Regions from separate parts of the Homo sapiens genome. Here region 1 is linked to region 2. Evidence: read pairs that join two places in POLR2A ChIA-PET (ENCODE). Cell type or tissue: B cell. All regions are shown on one strand. Each heading gives the region's core, and the rest is flanking DNA. Links, peaks and the distances in the headings are about the cores only.

The links. Peaks named below come from ENCODE experiments on the same cell type or tissue, not always from the same donor. Only the 100,000 strongest peaks of a DNase experiment are listed, where the experiment ranks them.
Region 1: POLR2A ChIA-PET joins it to region 2 with 11 read pairs; 10 of 35 experiments call an interaction of 5 or more read pairs at or near these places.

Annotation. Positions count from the first base shown.
Region 1 is chr6:134,301,243-134,304,156 of GRCh38, forward strand. The region is part of intron 1 of SGK1 (serum/glucocorticoid regulated kinase 1); the gene reads right to left. Among named protein-coding and RNA genes, the nearest start is that of SGK1, 15 kb to the right of the region's middle. In B cell, for the core only: no CTCF peak of the experiment used is centred there; no DNase peak of the experiment used is centred there.
Region 2 is chr6:134,239,399-134,242,312 of GRCh38, forward strand. The region is part of intron 2 of SGK1 (serum/glucocorticoid regulated kinase 1); the gene reads right to left. Among named protein-coding and RNA genes, the nearest start is that of SGK1, 77 kb to the right of the region's middle. RefSeq lists enhancers at 1,454-1,513, 1,554-1,603. In B cell, for the core only: no CTCF peak of the experiment used is centred there; a DNase peak (open chromatin) is centred at 1,493; H3K27ac peaks cover 1,352 bases.

The DNA of each region.
Region 1 (2,914 bases), core at 260-2,759, 62 kb after region 2:
CTGTGTGTGGAGGAGGAGGGAGAGTGGATGGGAAAGTGAGAAAGATGGAGAACTACAGTAAGAGGGAAAGGGCAAAAAGATGTTCAGAGGCTGGTGAGCCAAGGACTGAGTTTGAGCCATCCCCACATTATTGGTAAGACAGAGCAGGAAGGCCTGAAAGGAAACTAAGAAATCACCCACAAGTAGGAGGAGAGGCTGGAGTGCTGGGCCACAGAAGCCACAACTGAGTATTCCAAGGAGGAGCGGTCCACAGGAAGGACCACCTTTTCTTCTCTTCTCTTTTCTCTTTTCTTCTCTTCTCTTCTCTTCTCTTCTCTTCTCTTCTCTTCTCTTCTCTTCTCTTCCCTTCTCTTCTCTTTTCTTTTTGAGACAGGGTCTTACTCTGTTGTCCAGGCTGGAGTGTAGTGGTGTGATCATGGCTCACTGCAACCTCAACCTTCTGGGCTCAAGCGATCTTCCCACCTCAGCCTCCCGAGTAACTGGGAATACAGGCATGTGCCACCAGCCTGGCTATTTTTTTTATTATTATTTCCTGGAGACCTGAGGGTCTTGCTGTGTTGCCCAGGCTGGTCTTGAACTCCTGGGCTCAAGCAATCCTCCCATCTTTACCTCCCAAAGCACTGGGATTATTGGCATGAGCCACCACTGCTCTGGTAAACTGAAAGGGAAAGTTAAGATATGGATGGATAAGTGTCAAGAAGGCAAAAGAAATACGAAACAAAAGAGCTTGATAGTAAAGAAAACAGAAGGATGGAATGCCCTCCAAGTTTTTGAGGCCTTAATGAGAAATATTTTAGTGAATGGGGAATAATAAAGAGATTCTAAAGATCATTCAGAGTGTTGATGAGTTACATGGATTATGATTTTGAATTTCAAATGGACTTTAAGTCTTTATGTAAGACAGATTAGAAAACAAAATTTCACATTAAATTGATTAAATTAGGTCAAAACTCATCAATAACTAATTATACATTGGACATAAGTATTTCCATATCTTTTTGTCCCTCAGTGCCTTGTGCATATGTAACTAAAAAAGCAGAGTAATTTGGTGTCATTTGATTTAATGAGATCCTGCGCAAATGAAATACCTTTTTAACACTGAAGTTAGACCATTGCAGTGCTCCAGGGACAACTATCTATAGAAGATAAATTAATTATGTTCACTACTTCCTAAGCCTATAGAAACAACTAAATAACTAAATGAGAGAATCAACCTGTTGATGATGTGCAGGTCTTTTGAGAAATGACCTTTAATCAATAAAATCCCAGAGCACAGAGGTTTCATAGCAGCTTGTCTTCAGACCGACTCATCAGTAAAATCACAACTTACACCACAACAAAACGTTCAGAAAAGTAAGCTATAGAGGTAGGTCATAATTTTGAGGTCTGTCTTGATAATATCTAACATATTTTGAGTGCTTAGTGCGTACCAGGCATTGGGGCTAAATACTTTACATGCGTTAGGTCATTTAATCCTCATAACAGTTCTTTGAGGTATTATTGTTATTATTATTATTATTTTATTATTTTGAGACAGAGTCTCACTCTGTCGCCCAGGCTGGAGTGTAGTGGGGTGATCTTGGCTCACTGCAACCTCCACCTCCCGGGTTCAAGCAATTCTCCTGCCTCAGCCTCCCCACTAGCTGAGACTACAGGTGTGCGCTATCATGCCTGGCTAATTTTTATGTTTTTAGTCGAGAAAGGGTTTCACCATGTTGACCAGGCTGATCTCGAAATTCTAACCTCAAGTGATCCACCCACTTCAGCCTCCCAAAGTGTCAGGATTACAGGCATGAGCCACCGTGCCCAGCCTGAGGTATTATTATTAAATCCATTTTACAGATAAGCCTTAGAAAGTTAAGGCTTAGAGGCCAGGCACAGTGGCTCACGCCTATAATCCCAGCACTTTGGGAGGCTGAGGTGGGCGGATCACGAGGTCAGGAGATCGAGTCCATCCTGGCTAACACGGTGACACCCATCTCTACTAAAAATACCGAAAATTAGCGGGGCGTGGTGGCAGGCGCCTGTAATCCCAGCTACTCAGGAGGCTGAGGCAGGAGAATGGCGTGAACCTGGGAGGCGGAGCTTGCAGTGAGCCAAGATGGCGCCACTGCACTCCAGCCTGGGTGACAGAGCAAGACTCTGTCTCAAAAAGAAAAAAGAAAAAAAAAGATAGTTAAGGCTTAGAATATTAAATGCCTTGCCCGATGTTACCATGCTCGGAAACAATTTAGTTAAGAGGCCAACACTGTTTGTCTGATCTCGTATTAGGAGTCCTTAATGTTCTTCTCCTGTAAATGTTCAGATTTAAAAAAAAGATCATAGATAAATTCAGTACAGTTGGATACAGTTTGAAAAATTATTTTATATTTTAGTGAAATAGAAAGTTTTAGCCAGGTGTAGTAGTGCTGGGTGCCTGTTGTCCTAGCTACTCGAGAGGCTGAGGTGGGACCATGACTTGAGCCAAGGAGGTTGAGGCTGCAGTGAGCTATGATCCAGCCACTGGACTCCAGCCTGAGCGACACAGCACGATTCTGTCTCCAAGAAAAAAAAAAAGAAAAGAAAAGAAAAGAAAGAAACTTTGACACAGTTTCTCTTTGCCACTCTTCATATTGAGAGGTGAAGTTTATTTTCCTTCCCCTTGAATCTGGGCTGGCCCAATGACGTTTTGTTTTGTTTTGTTTTTGATTAATAAAATGCAGCAGAAGTCACACTATATGACACCCAGGACTCGGCCTTATGAGATCGTCAGCTTCCACAGGCTCTCTTGAAGCACTCCCTGTTAGAAGCCGGCAGCCATCTAAGTCTATCTTAAGAACATGTTACTGTGAGGATGCCCAAGCTATGTGGAGAGAGAAAGAGGCCAATAGAGATGCACTGACACCAAACAAGAAGCTTTCTCGGACTTTCTGGC
Region 2 (2,914 bases), core at 131-2,630:
GTGAAATAAATCCCTTTTTGAAAGGGCGTCAGCAAATTCTGCTACCTCTGTCTAACCTTTCAGCAACTGATGTAGATAGTATCAGCCTATGGGCTCTTCTAGGTCTCAATTCTTTATCTGTAAAATTAAGAGATTGGGCTACGCACATTTTACGGCCCTTTTTAGTTCTAACATCCCATCAGCTTGTGATTTTACAGAAAATACTGTAGCGCCAAAAGAATGGATGACCAAAGAACAAGGGATGACAGCAGACATTTGAAGGTGGCCCCTGCATGTTGCTTGATGGCATTGGATCATTGAGGGGACAAGGTTGCACTCAAAGATGACCTCTCATTTGTAAATGTGTCTTATCATCTTGCAAGCAAATTAAGCCAGTGTTATCTTTGCTCTAACCTATCTGCAAATTATGCACAGCATGTTGGGTCTGCCCCACATTAAACACACTGCAGGACTCTCAAGTAGATGAAGGCAGACATGCAGCTTCAGCAGACCATGATGGTGAGGCAGTGGATAAGAGAAATGATTGAAGGTCATGAGAGGGAGGAGAGCATGACAGGGATGGGAAGCGAGGACATCAGGGCACAGAAAGCCCTAGTCAGGAGGGAACTGCAGGCCAGGCGCAGTGGCTCACGCCTGTAATCCCAGCACGTTGGGGGGCCATGATGTGCGGATCACTTGAGGCCAGGAGTTCAAGACCAGCCTGGCCAACATGGTGAAACCCTGTCTTTACCAAAAATACCAAAATTAGACAGGGATGGTGACCGACGCCTATAGTCCCAGCTACTGGGGAGGCTGAGGCAGGAGAATCGCTTGAACCTGGGAGGCAGAGATTGCAGTGAGCTGAGATCACGCCACTGCACTCCAGCCTGGGCGACAGAGTGAGACTCCATCTCAAAAAAAAAAAAAAAAAAAAAAGAGGGAACTGGAGAGTTTAAACACCTACAGGAGGAGGAATTTAGGATAATTGTAAGATCCAATAAATAACCATGTCAGTAGATTTATGGAGGAATGGAGCTAGAGATGTATAGTGAAAGAGTCTAAAAATATAATGTAGGGAAAGGCATTTTGGCCAGTTAAATATTGTTCGGAATCCTGGCTCTGCCGCTGAATATCCTGTATATTCCTGGACTTGTTAAATAATGTATTTTCCTCATCAGCAAATTGGAAATAATGCTATCTCTTACATACAGTAGTTGTGGAAATTAAATGAGATAATGCATGTCAAGTGCTGAAGATACTTATTGGTGCACAGTAGACATTCAAAAATGATATATTAGTTGTCATTATTCCTAGTACTGTTATTCTTGTTAGCTGAATAATGAGAACAAATATTGAAATTCCCCAGAATGGTTGTTTGTGAACAAGTAGAGAGAAAAACGATTACATCAGGCACCAAGATTAAAGGAAGTGTCTTCGAGGTTAGTAGATGATGACAGTGAGGGCAGAGGAAGGGTGGGTGTGGTTGAGCAAAGTTGGCGAAGTTCTTGAAAGTCAAGTTAGTGCCCGCCGAACTCTTGGCTCTGAGCCAGACAAGACTGGAGAAGAAGCCCTTTCTGCTTGAGGGCATCAGAGAAAATGTTTCATCTTTAGTAGAAAATCAAATCTCAATTAAGGCAGCACTTTCCTGAAGATGTTTCTTTTCTTTTTTTCTTTTTTTTTTTTTTTTTTTGAGACAGGGTCCAGTTCTGTCACTCAGACTGGAGTGCAGTGGCATGATCTCGGCTCACTGCAGTCTCAGACTCCCTGGCTCAAGCAATTCGACCACCTAAGCCTCCTGAGTAGCTGGGACTACAGGCATCCACTACCACATCCGGCTATTTTTTATATTTTCTGTAGAGATAGGGTTTCACCATGTTGCCCAGGCTTCTCTTGAACTCCTGAGCTCAAGTGATCTGCTGCCTTGGCCTCCCAAAGTGCTGGGATTGCAGGTGTGGGTCAATGGACCCAGGCTCTGAAGATGTTTTTTTCTTTTTAGAGATGGAGTCTCGCTTTGTTTTCCAGGCTGGTCTCAAACTCTAGGCCTCAGGTGATCCTGCCACCTCGGCCTCCCAAAATGCTGGTGTGAACCACCCTGCCCAGCCCAAAGATGCTTTTGGTCTGATCTATCTGGGGAATGCTGAGCCTCTCCCTCCTCGGAATTTGTAAGAGTGCACACCCAAATGCAGGCTCTACGAAGTCTGTCTTCCTAGATTGAAATCACATGTAGCCAACAAACTTGTTTATTTATTTATTTATTTTTTGAGATGGAGTCTCGCTCTGTCACCCAGGCTGGAGTGCAGTGGGACAATCTCGGCTCGCTGCAAGCTCCGCCTCCCGGGTTCAGGCCATTCTCCTGCCTCAGCCTCCCGAGTAGCTGGGACTACAGGCGCCCGCCACCACACCCGGCTAATTTTTTGTATTTTTAGTAGAGACGGCGTTTCACCGCGTTAGCCAGGATGGTCTCGATCTCCTGACCTCGTGATCCGCCCACCTCGGCCTCCCAAAGTGCTGGGATTACAGGCATGAGCCACCGTGCCCAGCCTTGTTTTATTATATGAAGTTACAATCCTGTGTCACAAGATGGGAGGGCAGAGGGAGGATTTTGAGGAAAGCTTAATGACCGAATGGTGTTTACTGTCAGGAGTCCCAGAGGAAAGGGAGAGAAGGGATTAATGTGGCTAAGTGAGAAACAAGATAGGCCAGAGACAAGTGAGGTTAAAACTGCATGAAGGGATTGAGCAAGTGGAAGCAATGACCAACGTGCTGGTGCTCATGAACCGCAGAGGGAAGAAAGGGAGCAACTAGGAATTTTGAAATTAGGAATAAGGCTGGGCGCGGTGGCTCACGCCTGTAATCCCAGCACTTTGGGAGGCCAAGGTGGGCAGATCACCTGAGGTCAGGAGTTCGAGACCAGCCTGGCCAACGTGGCAAAACC